Regions from separate parts of the Mus musculus genome. Here region 1 is linked to region 2. The links are chromatin loops, found by intact Hi-C in ENCODE. Cell type or tissue: heart. All regions are shown on one strand. Links, peaks and the distances in the headings refer to the core of each region. The heading gives the core; the rest is flanking DNA. Region 1 holds the start of Tomm5 (translocase of outer mitochondrial membrane 5). Region 2 holds the start of Zcchc7 (zinc finger, CCHC domain containing 7).

What was found. Peaks named below come from ENCODE experiments on the same cell type or tissue, not always from the same donor. Only the 100,000 strongest peaks of a DNase experiment are listed, where the experiment ranks them.
Region 1: a loop joins it to region 2, with 3 times the contacts of the local background. A loop is called at or near these places in 2 of 42 quality-filtered maps.

Annotation. Positions count from the first base shown.
Region 1 is chr4:45,102,620-45,117,817 of GRCm38, reverse strand. It overlaps Tomm5 (translocase of outer mitochondrial membrane 5), which reads left to right and starts at 9,705. Exons shown (of 2, transcript NM_001099675.1): 1 at 9,705-9,905; 2 at 12,174-12,609. The coding sequence starts at 9,785. The coding sequence ends at 12,208. In heart, for the core only: a CTCF peak has its summit at 9,603 (motif pointing left); a DNase peak (open chromatin) is centred at 9,667; H3K4me3 peaks cover 2,127 bases; H3K27ac peaks cover 1,845 bases.
Region 2 is chr4:44,749,661-44,764,858 of GRCm38, reverse strand. It overlaps Zcchc7 (zinc finger, CCHC domain containing 7), which reads right to left and starts at 8,300. Exons shown (of 9, transcript NM_138590.4): 1 at 8,167-8,300; 2 at 2,385-3,009. The coding sequence starts at 2,985. It also overlaps the pseudogene Gm12463. In heart, for the core only: a CTCF peak has its summit at 8,595; DNase peaks (open chromatin) are centred at 8,238 and 8,648; H3K4me3 peaks cover 2,414 bases; H3K27ac peaks cover 1,767 bases.

The DNA of each region.
Region 1 (15,198 bases), core at 6,678-11,677, 350 kb before region 2:
CCTGGAGAGCTGGGGAGTCTCCAGAACTGGAGGTGTTCACACAGAGGCAGGGGTGCTGAAGCCCCAAGGACATCTCTCCCTCAAGCCTGGGAGAGACCTCTGAGGACATGGTTAAGATACAACGTCACATGTTCGAGTCTAGCCTTTTTTCTCCCCTGATGGATTCCAAATATTATAAAATGGAATGACCTGTATGTCCCTCCCTTTGCTGTCTGTATAATATGGAGCAACTGAACTCTGTCGCACGGGGAGAAAGAAGCGTTCTTACTTTTCAGAAGACTTGTCATTTCTAAGCTGAGACCAGCGGTGTCTGCCATTCATCAGACATGCCTGTCATGCTTGAAACATCAGAGGTGGGGTATGGAAAATCTTGGAGAAACGCTGAAAGGATTACTATCAATACAACAATAGTTGCTTCGGGAGCATAGGAGATTGTTTTCTTCCTTTCTTAATTCTGTATTATTATAAAATAAATATGTGGGGTTGGAGAGGTGGCTCAGTGGTTAGGAGCAGTCCTGGAACTGACTCTGTAGACCAGGAACTAACAGAGATCTATCTGTCTCTGCCTCTAGAGTGTTGGGATTAAAGGTGTGAGCCACAACACCTGGCCACTCGCTGTTTTTAGAGAACCCAGCTTCGGTTCCTAGTGCCTACATTTAGTTTTCCAGCCATCCAAAACTTCAGTTTCAGGGTACCAGAGCCCTCTCTGGTATCTGAGAACACCAGACACGGATTTGATGCACATAATGCACAGAAATTTGCCAAACACAAATACACATAAAATAAAAATAAATCTTGCCGGGCGGTGGTGGCACACGCCTTTAATCCCAGCACTCGGGAGGCGAGGCAGGCAGATTTCTGAGTTCGAGGCCAGACTGGTCTACAGAGTGAGTTCCAGGACAGCCAGGGCTGAAAACCTGTCTCGAAAAACAAAAACAAAACAAAACAAAAAATCTTAAAAACAAATAAATAAATATATACTTTTTGATTAGAAAAGAATAATATGGGGCTGGAGAGATGGCTCAGTGGTTAAGAGCACTGACTGCTCTTCCAGAAGTCCTGAGTTTAATTCCCAGCAACCACATGGTGGCTCACAACCATCTGTGATGGGAACCACTGCCCTCTTCTGGTGTGTCTGAAGACAGCTACAGTGTACTCATATACATAAAATAAATAAATACATCTTTTAAAAAATAATCATACGGGCTTTATATAATTATATTGTCATAGATAAATAAAAGCAATGAAACTTAAAGGTCATAGTTTAAATTGTTTTTATTTTATTTTTATGTGTATAGGTGTTTGGCCTGCATGTATGTCTGTGTACCAGATGCATTCAGTGCCTGTGGAGACAATATGAAGGAGTCGAATCCCCTAAAACTGGAGTTACAGATGGTTGCTGGGAATTAAACCAGGAGTTTTCTGGAATAGCAGCCAGTGCTCTTAGCCACTAAGCCATCTCTCTGGCCCTTGTAATACTGTTTTGTAGTGTGTATGTGTGTTTTGTGCTGTATGTATGTGTGTATATGTGGCTGTGTTCATATGGAGACCAGATGTCAACATTAATGTCTTTTTTCAAAGATTTATTCAATTATTTTATTCATATGTGTACACTGTAGCTGTCTTCAGGCACACCAGAAGAGGGCATCAGATCCCATTACAGATGGTTGTGAGCCACCATGTGGTTGCTGGGATTTTTACTCAGGACCTCTGGAAGAGCAGTCAGTGTTTTTTTTGTTTTGTTTTGCTTTGTTTTGTTTTGTTTTGTTTTGTTTTTGGTTTTGGTTTTTGGTTTTTGGTTTTTTTTTGGTTTTTCATTTCGAGACAGGGTTTCTCTGTATAGCCGTGGCTGTCCTGGAACTCACTTTGTAGACCAGGCTAGCCTCGAACTCAGAAATCCGCCTGCTTCTACCTCCCAAGTGCTGGGATTAAAGGCGTGCCCCACCACCGCCCGGCTCATTCAGTCCTCTTAACCACTGAGACCACTGAGCCAGTCTTACTGCGCTCTTTTTTATATATTGTTTTTATTTGCAGAAAACAGCTTGCAGGAGTTAGTTCTCTTCCACCGTGTGGCTCCTGGGGATCAAACCCAGGTCACGAGGCTTAGGTGTAAGAGCCCTTACTCACCAGCCACCTGCTGGCCCTCTCCACCTTATTTTTTGAGACAGGATTTAACACAGAACCTGGAGTTAATTGTTTCGGCAAGACTGGGTGGTCACCCCAGGAATCCTCCTTCCAGCTTCAACAGATGTGTAGATAAAGCAAGTGTGAACTAGACACACATACACACATACACACACACACAGTGGGGTTTTGTTCAGCATAAAGAAGAAGGGTGTCTTTTCTGGAGCATGGATGGAACCACAGACCATCTGGTTAAGTAAAAAACAAACAAACAAACAAACAAACAAACAAAAACAGACTCAGGAGGACAAATGTGAACTTCTCTCTAGATATAAATAGACAGATACATGTGTACATACATACACACATACATACATACATTGGTACATAGATATGGCATGAAAGTAGAAAGGGACTATTTTATTTAGGCAAGGGAGCTAATTTGAATGTGGGGACAGGAGGGGGTAACAGGGGAAAGTATTTGTGATGGTTTGTATATGCTTGTCCCGGGGAATAGCACTATTAGAAGGGGTGGCCCTAGCCGGGCGTGGTGGTACATGCCTTTAATCCCAGCACTCGGGAGGCAGAGGCAGGCGGATTTCTGAGTTTGAGGCCAGCCTGGTCTACAGAGTGAGTTCCAGGACAGTCAGGGCTATACAGAGAAACCCTGTCTGGGAAAAAAAAAAGAAGGGGTGGCCCTGTTGGACTAGGTGTGTCACTGTAGGAGTGGGCTTTAAGACCCTCATCCTAGCTGCCTGGAAGTTAGTCTTCCTCTAGCAACCTTCAAATGAAGATGTAGAGCTCTCAGCTCCTCTTGTACCATATCTGCCTGGATGCTGCCATGTTCTCACCTTGATGATAATGGACTGAACCTCTGAACCTGTAAGCCAGCCCCAATTAAATGCTGTCCTTATGAGAGCTGCCTTAGTCATGGTGTCTGTTCAGAGTAATAAAACCCAACCAAGACTGTACTGTAATAGTAATCAGTATGTTTGAATGAAAGTGCCATTATGAAGCCCATTACTTTGTATGATGAGCATGCACTAAGGCCTTTTAAATTCAAAAAATACTGAGCAGATCTCTATGAGTTCAAGGCTAGTCTGGTCCACTTAACAAGTTCTAGTCCAGCCTGGAACTGTATAGTGAGACCTTGTCTCAAACAAGCAATAAATAAAGTGGACTGGCAGATATGGCTCAGTGGGTAAAGCCCCCTGCTGTCAAGCTGATGATACTGATCCCCAGGACCCTCAGGCTTGGCAGCAATAACACTTACCCACTGGGTTATTTCAGTGGGCTTCTACCTTCCTTAATTTTCTTTAACCAAACAAAATCAAGTTTATCAAAGCTGTAAGAAACAAATCCTTAGGTAGAAATATAATAAATACAATTGGGGGGGGGGTAAACTTGGAGGTAGACTTTCCTGGTCATTCATTCATTCATTCCTTTTCTCAATGGATGGTGAGTTTTATCACATATGAACACATGCCCTCAATAGCTGGATGGCTCAGAATGACCAGTGTTACACTTCTTATACTAGAGGTGCTTCCAGGATTCTTGGAAGGAGACCATAGACTTATAGATGATGAAGGCCTAACTATCAAAATGAGAGCAGAGTGTTCTGTAATGAAGATGCCAGTGAGGTGAAGTTTATCAAAATTCTCTTCATTCTTTAAGGTTCAAAAGGGTCCCTGCCTGGAAATGCAAGTCTCTCACCGGGAAGTAATTACTAGAAGTAAGATATGTTATCTGTCAGGTGAGGGTTATGTGCCTCTATCACAGAGCAACTTCTTGTTGCTCTTGTTGGATATAGGACTCATTATACAGTCCCAGCTGGCCTGGGACTCACTATGTCAGATCCATCTTCCTCCGCCTCCCGAGCACTGGGATCAAAGGTGTGCAGTATCATACCTGAGCAGAATTTATACCTACCTACCTATTGTATCTATTCATCCATCATCTATCTATCTATCTATCTATCTATCTATCTATCTATCTATCTATCTTTGAAGGCAGCAGTATGGAGGACAGAGAACAACTTGCTCTAGTCGCCTTTTTATCATGTGGGTCCCAGGTCATTAGTCTTGGCAGAAAGCACCTTTGCTTGGTGAGCCACCTCTCCAACCCAACACAGCAGGCTTCCAAAGTCCAAGGCTCCCTGGGTGGTGGTGATGGTACATGCCTTTAATCCCATCATTGGGGAGGCAGAAACCAGCTGATCTCTGAGTCTGAGGCTAACCTGTCTCAACTTGAGAGACTTCTCTCAACTGCCAAACTTGAGGAGAGGGTTCCAAGACAGCCAGGACTACACAGAGATAAACAAACAACAACAACAGAGAGAGAGAGAGAGAGAGAGAGAGAGAGAGAGAGAGCAATTTTCTCTTCCTTGTCCTGACTTTATTTTGTTTCATTTATTGAGTCCTGACTGGACTTCTAAGTCAAGTTTACTTTTAGTACTTTTATTTTTGTCTTGGCTTTCTTTGATATGAAGGTATCATGTAGCCCAGGATAGGATGGATTTGATCTCCTAGCCTTCTTCCTTGCAGCTCCTGAATACTAGGAGTAAAGAAACTTCCACCACACCCTGTCAATGTCAAAGGAGGCTGGGATGTGCTCTCCCTAAGGAATGAGGAAGGACGGGATTGGAGTCCAGGTCGGCTGCCATCATGGGTGTGGGAATGTGGAAACAGCTGCCTTGGGCCCCTGGTGGGTAAGCTCTGTCTCTCCAAAGATGGAAGAGCCCCCTTTCTCTCTGTCCTTGTCTCTTGGGCAAGAACTGTCAATGTACTTATACAGCAGGATATGATGGGAAGAAAAGCCAAGCCTGCCATCAGAGACCCATCCAGGGAACTCCTCCTTCTGACTAGCTCCTCTCTGAGCCTCAGTTTCTCTGTATGCTAAACACAGATGTTGAACTGTTCATTGGTATTTTATATTGTGTTAATCCCTCAATCAAGGATCATCAGTGAATCTCTGGCCATGCACATATAAATTCCTCGCCAGTGATGGAGCTTAAAACACTTAATTCTCTTATAGTTTGGATGTACACCCCGAACACTTACATGAAGGCTGTCTGGGAAATTGAGTCAAAGGAAATGGCTCCTAAATTCCTCCTGGGATCTAAATGGAAAACAAGACAGGCTATGACATCAGCCACTATTTCCTCTGTGATCAGACTAAAGAACACAAACATCAATATTAAATTATGTATGCAAACTCTTTATTTTTGCCTCTCAGTGCACATCACAGTTTAGATCATTAGGTAGAAAGAACAGGAAATACAATAAGCTTGGAAATATAGCATTTTAGAGTTACAAGTGACTTCAAAGATGAGACCTAAAGCACTAACATCCAGATGAGGAGTCTAAAATATGAAATGGCTCCATCCAGTGCTGACTTCTGGAGGTTTCTTTCTTAATTTGCCTCACCTAAATTCACTGTGTTTGGATGACATCAGCTCCTATATGCTAAATAAATAGATATATAAATAAGCACTATTTAAAAGCCTAAAACGGGAAGCCCATTCTTATGAGTGTCCTCCAAGACGATGAGAGGGGCCATGCAAGAGGAAGAAGGCCAAGTTCACCAGGATGATCGAACATTTCTGACACAGAAACAATAGACTAGATCCAGACCAGTAAGGCAGGGCTGCACCACAAGTCAATTAATTCCCTCTCTGTCACTTGAGGCAGGCAAGCACCAGACCTTCCTAAGAAATCTTCCTAAGAATTACATTGGGGAGGGGGGAGGGCTGGAGAGATGGCTCAGTGGTTAATAACACTGACTCCTCTTCCAAAGGTCCTGAGTTCAAATCCCAGCAACCACATGGTGGCTCACAACCATCTGTAACAAGATCTGACACCCTCTTCTGGAGTGTCTAAAGACAGCTACAGTTTATTTATTATTACATATAATAATAATATTTATTTATTACATATAATAATATTTATTATTACATATAATAATAAATATTTATTTATTACATATAATAAATAGATAAATTAATTAATTAATAGTTATTATATTGGGGATGAAGAGATACCTCCAAAGTTAAGAACACTTGCTACTTTTGCAAGAGGACCCCAGTTCCATTTCCAGCACCCACAAGGAGGTTTACAACCATCTGGAACTGTAGTTCCAAAAGATTCAACATTCTGTTTTGACCTTCTTGGGCACCAGGCATGATACACAGACATCCATGTAGGCAAAACATTCATACACGTGAAATAAAAACAAATAAATCTAAGAGTCATATTGTCTTTTAGCCAATCAGCCATTTTTTTTAACCTGGACATAATGCCTCTTTAATTGAGCATTTGATAAACACAATTCAAGTGTTAGAAATTGGTTTTTTAATCAAGAAGCATGGGCTTTGGCTAATTTAATACCATCTTTGATGTTCTGTGAATCCAAGCTACTCAAAAGCATCTCAGTGGATGGGGGGGGGGGGGGGAAGGATTTCCACATCTAAACCAGGTGGGTGTTTGGAGCCTGAGTTATTGGAATTACGCAATTGACAATTATTTCCTTCCCAGTCTGGGTTGCCTCACTTTTCAGATGCAAATCTGCATGGTGGGTTCTTTGCTGGGTTGGTTTTTGTTTTTTCGAGACAGGGTTTCTCTGTGTAGCCCTGGCTGTCCTGGAGCTCACTCTGTAGACCAGGTTGGCCTCCAACTCAGAGCTCTGCCTCTTTCTGCCTAGATTAAAGCCTCTGCTGAGAGTAAACCATCTCTTGTAGCAAGATCTGTTCATTGTTACATTGTTTCCTACCTTGAGCAATGCACATACTGGCTATTTTGTTTATCTGTTTTAGTTTGGTTTTGTTGACATGATAACCGAAAGCAACTAGGGAAGGAAATGGTTTATTCTTGCAGATAGGTGCAGTCCATCACAAAGGGAAGCCAAGAGCAGGAAGTCCAGGCAGGAGCCTGAAGGCAGGGTCTGAAGGAAGTGGAGGCTGTGGAGGAATGCTGCTTACTTACCTAGCCAGCTCTCTCTCAAACAATCCAGGCTCACGTGTCTAGGAATGGTACCGCTCTTACTGCGCTGGGCCCTCCCACACCGATCATCAATCAAGGAAGTGCCTCCCAGGCTTGCCCACAGGACGACCTGATGGGGACCTCACCTCAACTGAAGTGCCCTCTTCCCAGGTGACCCAAGCTTGTGTCATCTTAACAAGAATCTAGCCAGCACACTAGCTGATCACGGGTGATGATATATTGACATTCATGCACTCCAAACTATTATGCCCTCAATGACACAAATAGAATTCAAATGCATAGATGATCAGAGTGAGAAGAGACTTTAGAGCACGAAAGAGAGACTTGTCCCTGATTTTGTGAGCAGGGAGAAGCATTGCCAAGAGTGATCTTCTCGGCACTCATGAAGGCTGGACCTCTTCCTTAGGAGTCAGCCCCTCCCCTACCACTGCTGCCTCTGCTTGTCCACTGTCTGAATTATAGATGCAAATACTTACTAAAGCTTGAAGAAACACTCGAGAGTTTTTTACTCTAACCCCAGGGTCTTACACTCTGTCAATCAGGAAGGTGCTAACATTGTCAGTCATTCTCACAGTCAAGTTTTTTTGTTTGTTTGTTTGTTTTTTGGTGTTTTTGAGACAGGGTTTCTCTGTGTAGTCCTGGCTGTCCTGGAACTCACTCTGTAGAACAGGCTAGCCTCGAACTCAGAAATTCGCCTGCCTCTGCCTCCCAAGTGCTGGGATTAAAGGCATGCACCACCATGGCCGGCCTCAAGTATTATTCTTTTGTTTGTTTGTTTGTTTGTTTGTTTGTTTTTCGAGACAGGGTTTCTCTGTGTAGCCCTGGCTGTCCTGGCACTCAATTTGTAGACCAGGCTGGCCTCGAACTCAGAAATCTGCCTGCCTCTGCCTCCCGAGTGCTGGGATTAAAGGCGTGTGCCACCACGCCCGGCTTCAAGTATTATTCTTTTTTTTTTAAGATTTATTTATTTATTATATGTAAGTACATTGTAGCTGTCTTCAGACACTCCAGAAGAGGGAGTCAGATCTCCTTATGGATGGTTGTGAGCCACCATGTGGTTGCTGGGATTTGAACTCCCGATCTTCAGAAGAGCAGTCGGGTGCTCTTACCCACTGAGCCATCTCACCAGCCCTCAAGTATTATTCTTATTTAACCCCAAATTCATTGTTGTTATACAGTGTGCCTGCAAAAAGAGACGTTCTGATATTGGATTATGTGAAAAATTCAGTTGTCCCATTCATGTCTGAAAACTCTAACTTGATTTTCTCTCATCTGTCCAGTGTTGATCAGTTTTGATCTGGGCTCATACTTGCTGTAGTCCAAGATCTTCATTAGAATATTTAAAGATCAGTTACCTCCAAAAAATGAGTGTACAGAAAAAAAATGTGGGAAATGTTAGAATTTCAGTGTCTGGGACACTAGCAGTCTGAGCTCACTAGCTGAGGGTGATAACCTTGACCTCTGTTTTTTGTTTGTGTTTGTTTATCTTGGGATTGTTTGTTTGTTTCAGATTGTCCTTGTAATTACTTTGTAACCCAGGCTGCCCCTAACCTTGCAGTAATTCTTTTGCCTCTGTCTTCTGAGGGCTGAAATTACAGGTGTGAGACACTGTTTCCACCTTGACCTTGAACTCATTCGTTTGTTTGTCTGGAGACAGGATTTTTCTGTGTCACCCTGGCTGTCCTGGAACTCACTCTGTAGACCTGGCTGGCCTTGAACTCAAAGATCTGCCTGCCTGTGTCTCCCAAGTGCTTGAGCCAGCACTGCCCTGACCTTCAACTCTTGACCCCTTTTTTCCAGCAGCCCAGTGCTGGGAACACAGGTGTGTGCAGCACTGTGCTGGCTAGTTTTTGTCAACTTGACACCTAGGAAGCGAAAACCTCAATTGAGGAATTGCCTCCACCAGATTGTCCTATTGGTGAATTTGAGGGTCATTGTGTGACTACTAGTTGATGGAGGAAGGCTTAGCCCACTGTGGGCAATGCCACCCGGCAGGTGGTCCTAACCAATAAAAGTAAGTTAGCTGGTTGAGGCCAGCTAGCCAGTAAAGACAACGTCTCCGCTTGGTTTCAGTTCCCTCCTCTAGGTTCCAGCTTGAACTCCAGTGCTGGCCTCCCTGGATAACGTTAACAGGTTAGGTGAAACACTTTCCTTCCTAAGTTATTTTGGTGGTGTTTATCACAACAGCAACACTATCCAGGGCTTCATGCATCCTAAGAAAACGATTTGGCAAACGAACTTCATTCCCAACTAAGTTGTTTTAAATTTCAAACCTAGGAAGGACAGACTAAAATGTGCATTTCACGAAGTACTGTCTTAGATTCTTCATAAATGTTATTATTATTTATAATGATATTTTTGCACACACCTCCCTACTTTACAGCATAAAACAACTTTACAGGTGGCACTCTCCCGGCTAGGGACCAAAACACAGTCCAGATCCACCCAAGGCTCAGAGACTTAAGGCGGCGGCCGCCCCCTTCAGGTCTCTTTGCTTCAGACACAAGAAGACAGGATGAAATTTTCCCCTCACAGGTTCCCGTCACAGGACAGAAACAAGGGGTGGGACAGGAAGTGGAGCCTGGCTAAGTTCCGGGTGCAGGGCGGCCACTGGAGGAGAGCAAGCTGCTGCTCTCGCAAGCTTTGGAGGCAGAGCCGCCGCAATGTTCCGGATCGAGGGTCTCGCGCCCAAGTTGGACCCGGAGGAGATGAAGCGGAAGATGCGTGAGGATGTGGTCTCCTCCATTCGGAACTTCCTCATCTACGTGGCCCTGCTGCGAGTCAGTGAGTGTCCTTCTGGGCTGTGACCGTGAGGCCACGCGTCCACACCCAACCCTGCACGCGGTCGTGGGGCCTTGAGCTGAGCATCCTGGGGAGAGTGGGGTGCTTGCACGTCCAGGACTGCCCAACTGCGCACACTCTGGGGGTCTGCGGGTCCTGGGGATGTGCCCAGTGCACGTGGTGGCGGAGGACGCGTGGTTAAGTCACCTTTGCTCGCCCAACGTTTGTGCTTAAGAAGCTCCCACGTGTTATCCTCGGAGCAATACCCTCGTTTTGCAAACCTAGAAACGGTCCCCGGAAGGTGGCTGACCCAAGGTCATTTGGCCGTTCAGAGAACGAATACAATTCCGGCTGAGCTCTTAATAAGGTAGCAGGCGCTTTCTCTCTCTGCTTGCCTTTGAAGTACAAGAGATTAGCTTTCTTTATGTTTGTTTGTACAGAGGGTGAAGTAAATAATTGGTTTTTCTTGGAGAATCTCTGAAGCGTTTGATCTCAACATTAACAAAAGTTGCTTGATCTGTGCCACCTCACCCCAAGTGAGAGCTTGAGTTCATAGGACACATACTCAAGGTTAAAGCCATACTGTCAATTTAAAAGTCAGGGGCTGGCTAGGTGGCTCACTGAGTTGCCTGAGCCGGATCCACACGTGGTGGCAGGAGAGAACCAGTTTCCAGAAGTTGTACTCTGACCTCCACACCTGTACCACTTCTTCCTATTGTCCAGTGCTTGCTTGCCTGTGGGAGTCTTCTGGGCAGGGAGAGGCAGGAGCGATTCAAATAATTGAAGAACATACCAACATTTTTAGAAGACTGGAGTTAAGGCCTCCCTCATTTGGGTGCCTCTTTTGCTGTACTCTCTGTATTGCTGGCTCCTCCAGGACAGGACATCTTGGGGGAAATGGAAGCACCCAAAACATCCTGCTTACCCTTTAAACTTTAGCTTTCCCATCCTTCTCTTATAGGCAAGAGCTCTCAAGGAAATGTTAGCTTAGTGCACTGATTTATTCTATTTAATGATTTTTATTTAGAACCGGGCATGGTAGCACACACTTTTAATCCCAGCACTCAGAAGGCAGAGGTAGGTGGATCTCAATGATTTTTTTTTTTTTTTTTTTTTTTAAAGACCAGCCTGGTCTGCAAATGGAGTTCCAGGACAGACAGGGCGGTTACACAGAGAAATCTGTCTTGAAACAAGAGACTTTTGTTATGTGTTTTTCTGCTTGTCTATATGTGAACCACGTGCCTGCAGTCCAGAAGGGGGCGTTGGAATCCCTGGAACTGGAGTCAAGCTGGCCATTAATTGTAAGCTGCCAGGGATGGCTGGATGGCTGGGCTGCTGGGATCTGAACTCAGGTCCTCCTGATTGACCGCAGACACTCTGAACTGCTGAGTCATCTCTATCTCAGCAACGCCACTTGGGTATTCCAGACAGCTCTGTGCACATCATTTATCACATCAGCACAGTAACTGGTGTGATCTGAAGGGCATAGGTGACAGAGTCATAGAGAAACCAGAGTAGGTGTCTGTTCCTCTGCTTGCCTTACACACACACACACACACACACACACACACACACACACACCTCCTAGCCCCTGTTCTCCCAGCATTGGTAATGAAGCCTAATGCCCATTTGATTCCTCTTGCATTTCGTCTTGTTTGGGTTAAAAAGGAATCTGCTCCACCTCCCACCCCCCTCAAGTATACCTTGGGGGTAAAGTCCTTGCCTGGCCCGTGCAAGACCTGGATTTAACTTCCTGTAGTGCAAAATAGGTCAAAGATGCCCACAGTGAAGGGCTGTTGGGGTTACGTACAGCCCTGGAGGAAAGATGCCGGAGTGTGAGGTTGCTTGCTCTTTGTGTGCGATGGTTATTGAGTGACATGGGGGTGGGCAGCTTTGCAAAGCAGCGGATCCCTTCTTGTGGTCAGACACAATTGTTGGATAACAATTTGGAAGTTTCTAGAATCATATTTCATAAAGTCAGTGACATCCACCATCGCCACCACCACCACCATTATAACTGTGCAGTATGGCCTGAGGACTTGTAGAATAAAACCTAATTCAGGGGCTGGAGAGATGGCTCAGTGGTTAAGAGCACCAACTGCTCTTCCAAAGGTCCTGAGTTCAAATCCCAGCAACCACATGGTGGCTCACAACCATCCGTAATGAGATCTGATGCCCTCTTCTGGGGTGTCTGAAGACAGCTACAGTGTACTTATGTATAATAATAAATAAATCTTTAAAAAAAAACCTAATCCCGGGTTTTTCTTTCAGCTCCATATATCTTAAAGAAGCTGGATAGCATCTGAGGACGGGCAGTCAGGTGGATGCATGGCATGAAGACCTGGTGACGGCTTCTCCTCCTGTCTGCAGCTGAATTGGCCCAGAAAGGTGTAAGGCTGATTAAACGGACATATAAACTACTTGTTGAGAACAAGTAGGACTTTGAGAACTGACCTCCATAGCTGAAATATAAAGCCACTTGGGAAGTGCAAAAAGATGTCTTGTGTTCATGGTGCCCTTAGGCCCATGAACTCCACCCCTGTGAGTGTTGATGGAGTGGTTAATAATGTCAGGCTCTAAGGGGAGTCATTTCTGTTTACCACTTCTGTTCAAAGTGTTATTTGTGAAGTCTGTTTGGAAGTCAGCATACACCCACAATGACATTTAAGCACAGTCTATATTTTTAATAAACATTCTGATGAAGAAAGCGTGGTTTTGTGTTTTTAATCCCACTTTGGTCATGGCCATCCTTGGTGGGACTGTTACAGCACTGCGACTATTGCTCCTGGAGTTTGGTTTGAGCTTGAGAATCTGTTAATCCTGCTATGTGGAATTATGCTTCTTGGCCAAAGTCTTCATGAACTGCAGATGACTGACTGCTTAGTGCTAGAAATACAAAGACCATGAAAGTGGGGAAGGGGAGGCTGCATTTTAAACTCCAATAGTTCTCTAAGAGTGTTGGCTGAAGAGGGCTATCAGTTCTCCAGAGCAACTATCCATGCTCCCCTCTGTTTGGCTAATGTATATGGGTTTTGTTTCATTTGTAAGATTGTTTCTATTTGATGTCTATATGTGTCTGCCTGCTTGTATGTATATGTACCACGTGGGTGTTTGTTGCTAATGGAGACCAGAGGAGGGCATTGGATTCTCTGACATCGGATGCTGGGCCTCCTGCGAGGGCAACAACCGACCCGTCTCTCCAGCAACACCAGTGTATCTTGTAACATGATGGTGCTGTTGTTATTCTTTGTACCCCTCGTGTGGATGTTTGTTTCTTGTCACCTGTCTTCCTGTGTGCACCTAGTGCGGTTTTGGGTAGACCGGTGGTTTTCTTTCCCTACATAGTCCTATCATCTCCTAGATTTTATTTCCCTATGAACTTCCCACTAAATTAACTTTTCACTGAATACCAAAATGCATCATTTGCTTTGGTCAGTCACTGCATCTTCTCGCCTTGCTGAGGGAGTGTTCCCTGGAGCCTCTGCTGGTCCCTCTGGACTGTGTGTCTGTCACCTGGGAACGGTGTTTTCCTACCCTTGGTGTTGTTTGTTTTCCTGGGGCCCTGACTGGTGGCATAGGAAGTAGACATTTTTAGACCTCACTGGTCTGGAAGTGGCTTGCTCTCTGGTCACATGATTAAATCTCTGCTGAAGTTAGAGTTCTGGTTGGAATCCTCACCCTCCAGGGTTTTAAGACATTATGATGTTGGCTCCAGCTTTGAGTGCTGCTGAGAAATCGGAAACCTTTTGACTCCTGGTCTCTCTGAGAGGCCTAATTTTTCTTTCTGAGAAACAAGGATCTGTTGTCCTGGTAGTCTCTTCCATTATACAGTGGGGTGTGTGTGTGCATGTGCATGCGTGCGTGTGTTTGTCTGTGTCCAGTTCACTGTGTGGGTACTTGATCACTTCACTGTCTTAAAACTTGGATTGCGTGTCCATTAGGTCTCATAAATTTTGTGTTTTAATTGATGGTTTCTTTCCCTATTTTCCCTTTGTAGAATATACAACTCTTTATTTTCTTTGTCTTTCATACTGTTGCCTAAAATGGCTTTCATCCATCTTTCTTTCACGTTTAGACACTTCACTTTGTGACTGGGTAAAACCTGTTGGTGTTGGACTCTCCCTAAGGGAGATCTTTGAGGCATTTAACTGGGAAAAGGGTTTGTGTCCCTATCTTTAGGTATTTTGTATTAAGCTGGTCATTCCTAAGAGAACATTCTTCTAATCTTGTAAGGCCTAACTAAGAAGTCTTGCTAGGCTTCTGAGAGTCAAGTGAGGCGGGAGGGCTGTAGTTAGTTAGGCCCAGGGGAGAGGGGTGTCCATCTTGCAGAGGTTGCTTAGCCTTGTGGAGGTGCAGGCAGCATCTGAGAACTTAGACCTTCTCTAAGTAGTTCTTAGTTTGGTTTCTCCTCACTGCCCGATTGCAGAGGCACAGGGATCCACCAGTTCCTGAGACTTGGGGTTTCTGTACTGTGGTCTCACCTTCTGGCTTTTTAGATTTTCACCTTAAAACAAGCAAAACAAAACAAAAAAAAAAACCCTTTCACTGTTAATGAATGCAATCTCAAGAGAGTTGACATACCATATTTATTCATGTGTTTACCCAGACAGCATATATGTTTTTAACCCTGTAATTCTGTGTCGTGTGCTAGTAATTTACACCCACTGCTTAGTTACAGAGACAAAAATACAGACAAAATACTCACAAGCAATACATTCTTAAAATGTTTAGACTGTGTACTGTATTATGCAAAGAAACAATAGCAGTGCTTGCCTATAGATGGGAAGCACGGAGCCTCGTTGATCTTGTTTCCTATAAGAGCCCGTCACTGTATGCCAGCCACCAGAGCCTCCCTGCCTCCTCAGCTTAGATGCTCGTGCAGTCTCCAGCATCTCCCCGGCATAGAGTGCACTTCCCTTAGGTTTCAACGATCCTAGTCCTCTGAGGTATTGGTTGAAAGGATGTTTTCTCAGTGACACATTATTACCCTTTATAGGCAATAGGGTATTTCAGTTTGTGAAGACCCAAGCCAGCTGTACACCTATCCCAGCTAAAGTGATGTTACATTTCAGATTTTTAAAAAATTACAGCAGGGGTGGGGTAGGATTGGCTTTTGGGCTGCTGGAGTGTTGACTGGTCAGTTTAGAGCACTTGCTGCATGGTCATAGTTTGGTTCCTAGCGTTCATGTCAGGTGACATGAGCAGACTGTTAATTCCAGCTCTAGAATATCAAGCACCATCTGGCTCCCCTGTGTGAGCATGGCCCACACACACACAGTCAGATACACACGTTCAC
Region 2 (15,198 bases), core at 5,733-10,732:
ACATCAAGTCCATCCAGCCACTTCCTCTTTAGGTCCATAGCATCAGCAACGTCTCTTTCTCAGGGCCACCCTTTCCCATTTCAAGTTCTTTCATAAAGTCAATGCCTAGTTTATGTTTTCAGAAATTATCTAAATACTGCAGTTAGCTTTTACCATCTCTGCAGATCCTTAAACCAGCAGAGACCTGTTACAAAATAAAAACAAACTTTAGCTTCAGTATGCTAAATCTAAAACAAGGTTTCAGATTTACAATAAAGGCACCAAATGGAGATACTAAGAAAAAAAAAATATATATATATGTATATGTGTGTGTGCACACACACACACACACAGGAACATGAATAGAAACTAGTTGAGGGGATCTTTAGACCCAAATATTACCAAAACAACAGAATGCTTTAAAATGAGTTTACTACATTCATATTATCCTAATTGTGACTGAACACTACTTCTAAGCAATCTTTATTCTTTTATGTTGATGTGTTAGCTTAATGAATTCCAAGCTCAGAACTCCTGGGGAGATAGACAATTAGCAACAGCTTAGGTGCCACGTCATACATTATATAAAGACCACCTCCCATACATGTGCATTAACCAAGGTACAGTATTGTGATAGTAAAATACAAAGTCTTTAGGAGAGTATTAACAACTCTTTATAAACACACATTTTCTCCATTACCAGATACAAAAAATAGAACTATAGTCATAGTGAGACCTGTCAACTGTTCTAAAAGGATTTTATCTTGCAAATACCAAGATCTACTACCAAAGAGTATCTACAGCACGCATCCTTTCCACAGCCACCTCTCATTTCCCTCCCCCCAAGAAAATCGTACAAGCTTATATTGTTCCCTCATCCATTTCAATCCATCAGAATGTATAACTTTCTTCTCTATCTCTACAAATATTAGATTTGGCAGTTAACTTTTAAGACTAATAACATATGTAGCCAATCTCATCTTACAAAACTTCCCTGACCTAGCAAACCAGCTTAGTCTCTAAAAGTTTCTTCCCTTCTGCCTAAAAACTATCATTTCTCCCTTATTTAGGCAGAAATTAATTTGATTTGGCTGTATAACTGCTATATTATTATTATTATTATCATTATCATTATTATTATTATTATTATGGCTGTCAAATCCCAAGGCTCATCAAACTATAGCTTGTGCTAGCCCCGTTTTCTAAGTAAGATCCTGTTGGAACAGCCACCCCCAAATCTTCCTATTCTTTCTAAGACTGGATCTCATGTATTTGAGGCTGGCCTCTAACTTGCTATATAACCATGGCTGACCTTTAACTCCTGGTCCTCCTGCTTCCACCACCTCCCAAATACGGGGACACAGGTGTACATCACCACAACTGATCGATATGGTGTCAGAGACCAAACCCAGGCCTTCACACATGCTAGACATGGATTCAAATGAGCTACATCCTCGGTGCCCATTTCTTTAAGTAGTATGGAAGGCAACTTTCCAACAAATAGGTTGAATAGTTAAAAAAAAAAACTTTATAGCCTGGAGTTCTAAAATATTGCCCACCTGATTCCTTAAAAAAAAAAAAAAATTTACCATTCCTTTGGAGATCCAAGAATGATTTATATTTAATGCCATCATTTCTTCAGAAAACAGAAGAGAGGCAATAAGGTTTTGAAACACCAGTAAAGTACCAGGAGTCACAAAACATCTGAAGACTACTAGTGTGCAGGGCAGGTAAAAGAAGACCAATGAGGAAGCTTGTGAAAGCCCTGGCGTAAAGGAAGAGAATGAAGGGAACTTTTAAAACTATTCACTGATATTAGATGGCTATACGTAACAGAGGGGACAAAACTTAACACCAAAAGTTGCACCTTCAAGAATGTGGTGCTTAAAGTTTATATTTTCTCCTACAGTCCACTGCAAAATTTAAGCCTGTCCTATCTCCTGCTACTAGATCTGCAGTTCCTGAGATATCAATCCTGTATCTTCTGCCTTCTGTGACCTAGATATTCCACATGCTGGTTATCTGGCTAACTCCTGAATAAGCAAACACTTATTCAGGCATTATAGAGGCATTCCAAAGAGTTGGCCAAATAAGATCACAAAGCCATGTAGGTAGAGTACTCACCTGTGTTCGCAGACAGAAAAGAACGAAGATTTCCATCTAGAATGACTTGAGCCAAATAAGAAGAAACGCTAAAAATTTGCTTATAGAAGCAGTTTCTTCGACACTTTAATATATTCTTTATCATGTTCAGAAAAAGAACCACTAAGCTAGTGAGTCTCATGTAAATAAAACCAAAAAATGAAATTAAATAGATGAGACCCTACTGGTCTTTTATCTAGGAAAAGTAGTCCTCCTTTAATAAAGATGTTAGTACTTTTCAAAACAGTCAATACGACACTAACCTTCAGCACCAGCGGTCTCACACCCCACCAAGTTGAGAAGGATGTCATTGTCTTTACCATCTTCCTCAGACCCCAGGAGCATCCAGCTTTCCACATTTTCGTTCTCTGAAGTGGTACTTTCTTCCTCCTCATTTGAACTGACCTCTATGATCATGACCTCTCGGATCACACCTGGCCTCTCTTCAGGTTTAGGCTTCTTATTATTCCTCTTGCATTTCTGAGCCACTTTATTAGAATGAGAAGTAGCAGGGCTCTGGGTCTTTTCTTCCGCTTGGACTTCAATATTTTTTCTTTTACATCTATAAATACTATCTTCATCAGATAATGTGATGACCTCTGATGTATCAGATAGCTGGATGACCTCACTATCTGAAAGGACGATTAAGTTCTTCTGATTTGGTTGACTACTCACTGTTTCCGAATTCTCACAGTTCTTTTCCTCATATCCTTCCTCCTTGTTGGCATTATGTATACTCTGGGCATAATGGACTTGGCTGTAGAGCTGAAATTCCACCTCACTATCAACACTCAGTTCACTAGATGAATCATCACGATAAAGATCATCTTCAAATGCTTCTATAGTCTCATAGCCACCAAACATTATGGAAAGTCAGTTGCCTTAATGCTGTAAACGAGAAAGTCATATGAGAATAGTTTTAAAAGTTGAAATCTTGTTCAGTAAGTACCTATTAGCCCAGAGCTGACTTTGAAGATCACCACTTCTCCCAACATGCTAAAATGTTTTTTCCTTAAGAATACACTTTTCCACGCATTTATAAGCCCTGTTATTGCCCACTAGAACAGTGGTTCTCAACCTTCCTAATGCTGAGACCCTTTAGTAGGGTTCCTCATGCTGAAATGACCCCAACCATAAAACTATTGCTGCTACTTCATAACTGTAATTTTGCTAGTTATGAATTTTAATGTAAATATCTAATATGCAGGCTACCTGATATGCGAGTTGTTCGACCCCCAAAGGGATTGTGACACACAGGTTGAGAACTGATTGATGCACTAGTCCGATCCTTAGACCTTTCAAACAAGAATTGCTACCAACAGACTGAACTGTATCAATTCAAATATCCTAAAGGCATCCTTGAAAGGACACAGGTTGAGATCCAGTGCTAGGCAGTGAACACTTGTTCTCTAAAATGTTAAGACGCCTAAAAGTATCTCTCCCCATTCCATTCATCTTTTATTCCTCTTCTCTTTTTTTAAAACAGTGTTGTTATAACAGACACCAGGCTAACCTTGAACTAAAAGTGATCCTCCTGCCTCAACCGTCTGCATGCTGGAATTAAAGTATGCCAAGTTGTCTAGCTCTATCAACATTTTTTAAAGAAAAAAAGAGAGAAGTGTATTGTACTGCAAAAAAAAAAAAAAAAGGGCACAGCAGTAACCTAAGAACCACCTGCCTCCATCCACCTTCCTCCCTCCATCTCTCCTTTCATTCTCTATCACTTCTTCTCAGGTACACCTTCTCATACAAGAGAAAACTCTCTTCACACCTACTGTGAGTGTGTGTGTTTACTCTCAATTTAAAACAGACAAGGGCCCAGGAATAATGTGTGAGCCTCCATGTGAGATGACCCCAGGGTTCATTCCCAATGCTGCAAGAACTATTACTGCCTTTACTATAATAATAACCTACCCTGTGGTAATGTTTATTCCAATGCTAGTTATAAAACTGCATTTGAAAACACAATTTTTCTAAATAACTAAAATTGAGACAAAAATCACAGCTTTGGGAATATATGTCTAAAAAAAAAATTTCTGCTAAGCATCTATAAAATCCCCTGCATCTTTCAACTCAGGCTTAATAGTATTTCCCATCAGAAAGAATTAAGTGCTCTATTTCAGAGGCTTCCATGGTACTTTATAAAACACTCACCACATTTCTAATTACTTATTCAATGTAAACGTCCCAGAAGTATAGATCACAATTCCAGGAAGGCAGGGACCTTGTTCACTTTGTTAAATAGATCACAATAGCCAAGCCAAACAGCTATTTGGAGATGTTTATAAATGTTTGAAAACATGACTTCTATCATTAAGCCTTTGTTTTTTAGCGGCCCCCCTCCCCCGAAAAAGCCTAACAAATGCTTAGAACATAGACATTGTGATAGAATAATTTCTCAGTTGTCTTTATTCCAAAACACTAACCAAAAATCTACACAGTAGAGGTTTCAATTATCTACCAATGGAATGCTGATCAAAATAACAGTTCTGAGGAAAGGAAATCACGCTTGTCTAAACACCAGGAGCACCCTAGACAAAAGTAACAGTGCCAACTTACTCTTCCTTCCACTTTCAGCTTTACAAATACAATTAAGAAACAATCTTTGTTTTCCTAGGTTTGCGTTTCTGCCAGAACTTCAAGGTGTTTTGTCTGTTTTGTTAAGAGAACCAGCAGACTCCAGGAATCTAAGAGCCAAAAAAGTATACACTCAAGCTAGAGTTTGGGTGTTGTTTTCCAGAAATAAATGACTTCTGGTGTAATTCCAGATGGAAGCAAGAAGATACAGAGTTCCAGACTATCCTTAGCTACACAGTAAATTCCAAGGTCAGTCTGAGCTAGAAGATACTATTTCAAAATAAACCAAAACAGAACAAAACACAATTAATTTCTTTTTCCTTTAAAGGCTATAATGTACTTGCTCCCTCCATGTGATCTTTCAAGTTATTTTCAAGTTCTATGCTGTTATTGTCATTCCAGAGGAATGTGGCTGTCTGAATAATAATGCTCATGACATTTATCGGTTTATATTGAAATGTTAGCCTCAGAGGACTTCAAATGAAAGATGAATTCTTTCCTTTTTTTATTTAATAGGTAAATTAATTCTAAAAGAAGTCAAGGAATTATGCTTCCTTCAAAATCCTCAGTGGACCCATCCAGAGGATCCAGTGTGGACTTAAGATAAAACCTAATTCCAGGGCAGACAGGAAAAAAAAAAAAAAAATGAAAGAGCTAAATTACAGAGTTACAAATTTGTACCACTCTTGGAGCCATCCCAAAGGAAAGGGATTAAGAATAGAGCCATAGGCACACCTGTGAATATATGCCAAAAATAAACTACAGAGCCATAATAAAAACGGACTTCTTTGGGTCTAAGGATTTATCTCTTCCCATGAAAGGTAGAAAAATGAATTTAACAATTTAACCCCTATGGCAGTTAAGAGGATTTTGTTCCTTCTGTACTTGAAAACTGTGTTCTGGCATAACATACGCTTTTATATTTATATAGCTCATATATGCCAAAGTTAAGGTTTGCCTCAAGCTGTTTTGGTTTGTTACAACGTTAATTTCAATCAAATTCACTTAATTTTTAAAAAGTATACTCAAGGATGAGTATGAATCTGCATGTGTATCTGCATGTGCACACACACGCTTTTTGACGCAGAAGGCTTTCTCAGCTTTTTACTGAGCATACTTAACCAGCTAACACATGTTTCTGACAAACATTTACATCTAAAAAGTACCTGCTGGATTGTTTTCACAAAACTCCCTTTAGAAACATTTGAAGAAACAGGTCCAAAGACACAAGGAGGCCTCCCTAAGGCTGGACACTTGGTTAAGAACTCGGCTAGCATGATTTACATGTTCCTGATCTAAGCTAATCATCACTACAAATACTGCTATATGTGTACTGGCTAAACACCTACATTTATCTGACATATACATTAACTTTCCACAGGGAATACAAACCTGAAACAGACATTTTAATTAAAAGGAGTAGTAGACATTTAAACTTACAAATTTACTATTTAAGAACCTAACTGGTACTTAAACTTTATCAAAGTTCTGTGTGGTAGGGCACAGGGACACACAATAATCCTAGCATTTGGTCAGAAGTTCCTGTCTTAACCCCTAGAACCCATCCCCAAAGAGTAAATAAACAAAAGATGTTATCAAAGCACAGCAACTCAGAAGACTGATCACATTTTAAAATCTAAAATATCAGAAGTGGAAAAGAAGCTTATCTAAAGAAAGAATATAAAACCACTCACTGTGGTTTTTTTTTTTTGGGGGGGGGGGACAGTCATTGAATTTCTTTAAACTAACAAAGGTTAATTAGGTTTCCAGAATTTACCAAGACTTAAAAGCCAATATTCCCCCTTAAAAGATTACCTACTAGTCATTCTAGACGCTTTGCTCTTAATTTTCTTTCAAAGTATTTCCAGCTTAGAGCTTCTTTCTGGGTGCTATAGGTCATCTGAGGTAGATTTAAATCCCAAATTTGGTCTTATTCATTTGATGGTGCTGGGGACTATATCCAGGGGCCTGGACATGCTAAGCCAGTGTTCTACCTGGGGCTGGACCCCACCTTGAGGGCTGAATTTTTAAATCCACAGTTGTCAATGGATAAAATGACTAATAGTTTATTCTCCACTTAGGTTTATAACTTACAAGAATCTCAGTGTGCTACTGAGATTCAGTGAAGGCAGAAACAAAACCAATTACAAAAGTTAAAATGTCTGCCCCTTTTTCAAATGTTACTGTCACTTCCAATCAAAGGAGGTAAGGAATCCAAATGGGACCATCAAAGAGAGAAACAATGGGCTTGTCTCCATGTCAGAAATGCATGCTAAATTTACTGATGTTAACTTCTAACTACTCTTTGGACTCTGCTGGAAACAGTGCTTCTCCTATTTGTCCCATGCACTGTTAATCGTGTAGTTTTCATACAATTTTCACTTCCAATTCTTCCCTCAGATCATTCCCCATCCTCTGACTAAATGACAATAATTAACTGTCCCTAAAGCACAACACCGTCTTAAATACACACGCTGCAATTTAAGGTCTAAATGTTCAACACCAAGTCGAGAGCTTTTGAAGGGAGCCTAGTCATTAAATTAAGGGTGATTTTATACTTGGGAAAAACAGGCTCAGGAAAAAAATTATCCAATGGGCTAAAAAAGGCCCTTAAAAGTTTCCTTCTGCCGGGCGTGGTGGCTCACCCCTTTAATCCCAGCACTCTGGAGGCAGAGGTAGGCGAATTTCTGAGTTCGAGGCCAGCCTGGTCTACAAAGTGAGTTCCAGGACAGCCAAGACTATACAGAGAAACCCTGTCTCAAAAAAAAAAAAAAAAAAAAAAAAAAAAAGTTTCCTTCATTCAACCCTGAGACTTGAAATCACAGTAAACTCGACCTAAAGGTATTCTGAGCGTCGGCAGCTAATCAGTGATGGCTGGAACTGGGGGCTGCCAACTCCCAACCTCGATTTCCCCACAGTAAAATTGACTACAACTGTCTGCTGTTAGGGTGTGCGGGCGCGGGGGCAGAGGATCATCTTAGGATACCCTGGTTTTATATAAGGAATGGGGCATAGTTCCCAGATTCTTTGTGTCTACTCGTGAAGCGGCTACTTGACAGCACCAGCTTAAGGTGGCCCCCGACTGGACGCATCCTTGAGGGCCAGGTTCCCCTCAGCGAAGGGAGACCTCCACATTTCGGGACTGGCCCACCTCCCCAGGACGGGTGAACCGTGGGAGGCGGTGGAGTAACGCCGACAGAGAAGACGTGCCCGTCAAGGCCATCGCCGCCCAGCCTTGCCCAAGCCCTGGTCTCGGGCCGCCAAACCCCAGCCCGGTCACTGAGCCGCGTGGGGCGGCACGGAGCTGAGAGGCCATTTGCTGCGCTGCACTGCGCTGAGCCCCGAAGGACCGGGAGGGGAAGGCCAGAGAGGGGCACGCATTAGTTCCACAGCTCCGCGGGCGAGGCGGAGAGGGGAAGGGGTCCCCCGGCCGCGGGACAGCTCGGGGTCCGTCACACACATACTCACTGCCGCGGCCGCGACCAGGAAGCACCAACCAGGAACCGAAACGCGTAGAGGAACGGGGAGGGGCGAGGACAAATGAGGTAAGGAAGCCGCGTCCGCGCGGACTCCAGGGAGGAGAAGGTACTTCCGGGGAAAACAGAGCTCTTGGGAGCTGTCCTTCCGCCCAACCCGCGAGTCCTCCGAGCGCATGCGTAACGCTTATTAACCCTTTGTTTTCTCCGCCTATAAACTTTGTGTTTGGTTTTGTTCTTTTTTTCTTCATCCTTCCTTTCGAAAAGAAATCTCGGCTGAAAAAATTATGGTGCATATTTTTATCTTATGAGTTATACTAAATAGAAGCTACTTGAAGGGCAAAAGTAAGTGCGAGTTCACTTACTCCCGTGTTGGAAAGAAAACTACAATTCCCATGATACCTTGGTCCGGTCGGCAGGGGCTGTCTCTTTTCTAGCTCTGGGTGACGCCCTCGTAGTAACACGTGGCGCAGAGCAAATCGGCCCCTTTTCCGGGTGGAGGTCAGAGTTAGTAGGGGATTTAGGGTTAGTAGGTGACTTCGGAGAGGGACCTTGATAATGCCAGCGCGGGAAGAGGCATTTTTGAGAGTGTCTGGTTTGGGTTTTGGTTTTTCCGCTAGTGGGAATAGTGACCGCACGGCTTTTCTCACCTTAGGTTGTAAAGTGCACTCGGAGGTGCTTCCGCCTTGTTAACTGTTTGTGAACCGTGAAGAGCTGCACTCCTGCAACACGGAGTAAATGCTGTTCTTTCTGGTACTAGGAGACGGTGTTCACGGCCTCCAGCATTGGTTCCCTTGGTCACACCTTTAAGAAAAAACAAAAAAACAAAAAAACTTTAATTATGAGGTTGGACGTGTAACCCAGTTGGTAAAGTGCTTGCTTACCGCATAGAAGGCCCTGGGTTCATTTTTAAGTTCCACCACATAAGCAGCCTAGTACAGAGGAGGTGGAAAAAGGAAAATAAGGAATTCAAGTTCATCCTTAGCAACGTGGAGCAGTCAAAGATAGCCTGAGCTACTTAAGACCTTGTCACAGTCAAACACAAACAAACATAAGTTCATCTAAGCAACTTTACAAATACCGAATTAGGTACTGACAACATCCCTGATAGATGAGTTTGATTTTAAATCTTTTTGCCAACATTTATTGAACATATTAGAGCCAAGCTGTCAGCCTTCTACGTTATTAGAAAACTAAGCTTATATTTACTTAAACTAAATTATAGGGGGGTTGGGGGAAGAGTTTCAGGAAAATGTCAGGCTGTTCTAGAAAGTCCAGATAAAGTAGAAGAATTTTAAGGTCTTGTTACAGTATTAGGAGTTTGAAAATAATTACAAAATTCGATTAGCATTATGGTTATGTGCTAGGAAAGAAAGGGACAAGACACTATAAAAAGGCAAAATTGAAAAACCTATTTGGGGGATAGAAAAAGTGGTATAGAAGTAGGTCACATGTTTGGACAGTTCAGGGAATATGTGCCAAAGGAATGCTGTGTGTGTGTTTGTGTGTGTGTATGTGTGTATTAAAAGACTGAATTTTTAATCAAGGGCCATAATAACTCCTCTTAGTATATTGTTAGCTTACAGGTGATTTCACTAGACTCCTCCCAGGGACCGAGCAAGGGATTAGAGGACCTATAAAAGGACTGCTGGCCACCCGGCTCTCTGTGTGTTCCATAATCTCATATGTCCTCTCCTTTTTCTTTTTTCCCCTCCCCCCTCTCTGTTTTCAGAGTTCCCTCTCCCCCGTCTGTCCTCAGAGGTCCCCCTACCTCTTGCCCTCGTGGCCCCTGCCTGCCTCTATACCCTTTCCTACCCTGTCCCAGGTCCTCAGTCCTCTCCCTTCCCCCAGGAAACCTCTTTTATACCAGATCTGTTGCATGGCATAATTACTCAGGAATATGCCTTGGCATGAGCTAAGTACCCACCAGGTACCCCCATTCATAACAATATTGTTTTGCTGCCCCTTTTGCTAGTTTTTTAGGTTTTACTACAGAGCTTAGTCCAGCCTTAAACTCAAGTACTGGGATTGCAAGTTGGTGCAACCTAACCTAACCTTAAAAACCTAACTTTTTTTTATTATGTGTGTTTGGTTGTTTGAGACAAGATCTCTTTACTGTGTAGTCCTGGCTGTTCTGGAACTCTCTATACAGACCATACAGGCCTTGAACTCAGAGATCTGCCTGCTGAGCTTCTGAGACTAAAGGCGTGTGCCACCGTGCTCAGTGATTATTTTTATTATTAGTGTTAATTTCTATTTACAAAAAAGGAGAAACCGACTCAGATGAACAGATTTCTAACTGCCAGAAGTAGTGAATACTGCTTAATCTTGAGTTTATCAGCTTAATCAAACTGAAAAGCACTGATGAACCCTTCTGGGTATCCTGTGAGCATATTTTCAGTGAGGGAGTTAGGTCAGGACCTAAATGTGAGCTGTACCTACCATCCAGGGAAACTAAGCACCCAGACAGAGTTAGAAGGGGATAAAGAGAGAGGTGTGAGCCAGAATAAATATGCTGCTCCTTTACCTTGTTTCTCTTGAGAATGTAAAGCTAATGAGCATAACCCTTAATGGCTGTGGCCTCGCCTCTCACTGTTACTCATGCAGCCAACAAAATACCTTAAAAGGTGGAGGACTGAGGGATAGTTCAGTGGGTGAGGTCACTTCCTGCTGAGCCTGACCACCTGAGTTTGATTTCTGAAACTGAAGTGGTGGAAGGAGATGACTGACTCCCATAGATTATCCTCTGACCTCTGGTGAGACACGTGCATGTGTATACACATATATGCAAAGTAAACCCATATCAGCTCAAAGCAATGGGGTGTCATTAACTAACATGCTGAATTCTGAGCAGTTAGCTGCTAACGCATGATGCTCTCCCACATCTGTGTCTTCATAGCAACCCCCTCTGCCTGCGAAGTACCCTCTGCCCGTCCAGTGTTCTCTTAGTCTCTTCTGTTAAAATCCCAAGCCTTCAGAGAAACTTCATTCACACACACAGGATGGGCTTATAGGATTTCCTACCCATTGTATGAACCTCCCTCTCACTGTTCTCATAGCTCTATCCCAGCTAGGCTGGGCTGTAAAACTACTTGAGAGTACAAGTTCTAATGTTGTCTTTTGATGTTTACAACTGGCACAACACCTACAGAAAGCAAAATATTCATTAAAATTTTTTAAAGACAATGTTTAGATAGCCTTGTCTAAAAGTAAAGGATTGTTCGAAAGTGAAAAGCCCAAGAAATCAGAACGGGGACTGAAGAGATGGCTCAGCAGGTGAGTGCCTACTGGTCTTCCTGAGGACCAGAGTTCAGTTCCCAGCAGCCCCTTGGCAGTTCTGTAACAGCTGCCTGTAATTTCAGCCCCATGTGATTTGATGCCCTCTCCTGACTTCTGCAGATGCCTGCGTACACATAGCAGACAGTCACACAGGCACACACCTGCACAGAGAAATAAAAATAAATCTTCTAAAGAAATGGAGACAAGTCCCACAGACTAGGGTTGCTATTGAGCATCACCAGACCCGTTTTTCTTCTCTCTTTCCTTAGCTACTGGCCAGATGGAGCCCAGCACCTCAACCAGGAAGCATTTCACCATCAATGACTTTGAAATCGGGCGTCCTCTGGGCAGGGGGAAATTTGGGCGTGTGTACTTGGCTCGGCTCAAGGAAAATCATTTCATCGTGGCCCTGAAGGTCCTCTTCAAGTCTGAGATAGAGAAGGAGGGATTGGAGCACCAACTTCGCAGGGAAGTGGAGATCCAGGCACACCTACAACACCGGAACATCCTTCGCCTGTACAACTACTTCTATGATGACACTCGGATATACTTAATTCTGGAGTATGCTCCAGGAGGAGAGCTCTATAAGGAGCTTCAGAGACATCAGAAGTTGGACCAGCAGCGTACAGCCACGATAATACAGGAGTTGTCAGATGCCCTGACCTACTGCCATGAGAAGAAGGTGATTCACAGGGACATCAAGCCAGAGAATCTCCTGCTGGGCCTCAATGGTGAGGTGAAGATCTCAGACTTTGGGTGGTCTGTGCATACCCCCTCTCTCAGGAGAAAGACAATGTGTGGGACTCTGGACTACTTGCCCCCGGAAATGATAGCGCAGAAACCGTACAATGAGATGGTTGATCTGTGGTGCATTGGGGTGCTCTGCTATGAGCTGCTGGTGGGGAAGCCACCCTTTGAGAGCAGCACCTCCAGTGAGACATACAGACGCATCCGCCAGGTGGATTTTAAGTTTCCTTCATCAGTGCCTGCAGGAGCCCAGGACTTGATCTCCAAGCTTCTTAGGTACCATCCTTCAGAGCGGCTGAGCCTGGCCCAAGTCCTGAAGCACCCCTGGGTCAGGGAACACTCTCGAAGGGTGCTGCCTCGCTGTGTTCAGGGGGCTTCCTGAGCCCTGTCCGTCTCTATCCCTATGTATTTCTTCAGGAAGGTCTCCAGGCTCTGTTTGTTAGTGTATGTGGTTCGCTTGTTTTCTCTTTTATGAAATGATGTTAATTAAAACTGATTACTTTAGCATCAAAAAAAAAAAAAAAAAAAAGAAATGGAGACAAAACCAGAAAGCTTACACATGTTACAGAGATAGGTCACACACACACACACACACACACAGAGGAAAATTCACAATAGTTAAAATTCAGACTGAGAAGTCTCGGTTAGTAAGTGCTTGCTACATAAGCATGAAGCTGGACTTGACAGCATGTGTGCAATGCAAGAGTGGGGGAAGGGAAGATGGACAGGTTCCTTGAGTTCATTGGCCAGCAAGCCTAGCTGAATTGCTAAGCTTCAGACTGAGTGAGCCCAGGTCTCCAAATCAGAGGTAGAGAAGACTGAGGAAAATATACATTGTCAACACCCTCCCTCCCTCTCTTGCTCTCACTCTTTCTTTCTCTCTTGTGGATATGCACATGCACACACACACACACACACACACACACACACACACATGAACACAGAACAAGTGTATATGCCACATACACTAGAGAATGTATAAGCAATGCTGTGGGGAAGCAGAGGAGGACACAGCAGCCCATGGAAAGTGAAAAGCTTCACGGAGGGAACAATTGAATGAGAGCTGAACAAACAAGCAGTCAATCAGAAAAAGAAAATACACCATTACAGCCGCAAAAAAGCATTAACTGGCAACTCACATACCCAAAAGGGTATGGAGCATGTGTGATAAGAGGTACTCAGCATCACTAACAATCAGAAAAGTGAAATTATATGCAGTGCATGGGAATACAAACTGAAAATATGTTTTTACAAAAGCTATTTGAAAGTATATATCTAAATGATAAGTGAGCTGTTTTCCTGATTTTTGTATTTATATTATAAGGGTAAAAGTGATATCTTTATTTTTTCCTGAATAAGGTGTTTGTGACAGTTAGGATGGGTGCTGGCACACGTCTTTAATGCCAGCACTTGGGAGGCAGAGGCAGGCAGATCTCTGAGTTCGAGGCTAGCTTCATCTACATAATGAGTTCCAGGACAGCCAAGGCTACATAGAAAGACCAAGTCCAAAACCAACCAAACAAACAAGACAACAAAATATTTTGATTTCCAAAATGGAAAATATTGATGAGTAAGGAACAAAACAATTGATAGTATATCGATACAATTGGAAATGGCAACAAGACCCCATAAAGAGAAATGAGTCGACACTGGAGAGATCATGGGAAGATCCAAGACATAGAGTTAAGTGGATAAAAAGGGCAAAGTTCTTTATATACTTACTATTTTATTAAAACACATATGTGCAGTGAATCACAGCAATTATCTCCCTCTTAGTGGGGGGAAGAGTAGAAGTGAGGGATAAAGGATTTCATGAAAGAGAGAGAGCCAGTGATTTCCCTTCATCACTTCTGTGGTATTCCCACATCATTTAAAAATATCCCTATAGCCCTGAGAAGATAGTCAAATACTGTGTCAAATATTCAACTCTCTTCATAAGCATCAATGTCAGGGCTGGGGAGGTAGCTCACTCAGAGTGTTTGCCTAGCTGGTATGAGAGGCCCTGAGTTCCATCCCTGGCGTGGGAGGAGGATGAAAAGCAGGGATGGGGAGGAACCAAAGGAGGAGACAGGGAAGAAGAAAGGAGCAAAGAATCAATGTCAGGACAGAAGAGACCCAGGGGCTGTGCTATACTACAGCCCCTCCCCCGAAGACCTATTATAAACATGTATTGTGTGATCTGGGTTGTTTGTTTGTTTGTTTTCTATAAACAGGACGTTAGGGCCTTTAGCCACATTCAAGATGACAGTACTGAATCCACACTGTTCTCCTGGTTTTCGTATTTGCATTGTGGAGTGTACAATGCCTTTGCTTTCTCTCTCTCTCTCTCTCTCTCTCTCTCTCTCTCTCTCTCTCTCTCTCTCTCTCATATGCACCCGGAAGAATCTGGAATAAAGGGGCATGAAGTTCTGGAACTGGATTGCTGCAGCATGAACTGTGACCGGGTAGAATCCGGAAAGAAACTGACATTTGAGAGGATGCTAGGTTACAAGGTCTACAAGAATATTTGTTCTACTTGGACATTTTTTTTTCTAAACCTGAAGTTATACTGAAATATAAGATTAAAAGGGGTGTAGTGACTATTCCTGGTTGTCAACTTGACTATATCTGGAATGAACTAGAATCTAGAATTGGAAGGCTCACCAGTGATACTAATCTGCAAGCTGGGAGATACAAGTTTCTGACCTGGATCTTGGTATGGAGACTTGAGGCATAGTGGCTATGAACTCCAGAAGATTAAGACAGGGAGATCTCCGAGTTCAAGGTCATCTGGGATTAAAAGTGTGGTGGCACACACCTTTAATCTGGGCTACACCTGCTGGAGACCTACATAAGGACATTGGAAGAAGGAAGACTCTATCTCTCCTTCGCCGGCTTGCCTTGTGGAACTGAACAACTGCTAGATCCTTGGACTTCCATTCACAACTGCTGCTGACCATTGTTGGACTGCAGACTATAAGTCGTCAACAAATTCCTTTACTATATAGGGACTACCCAT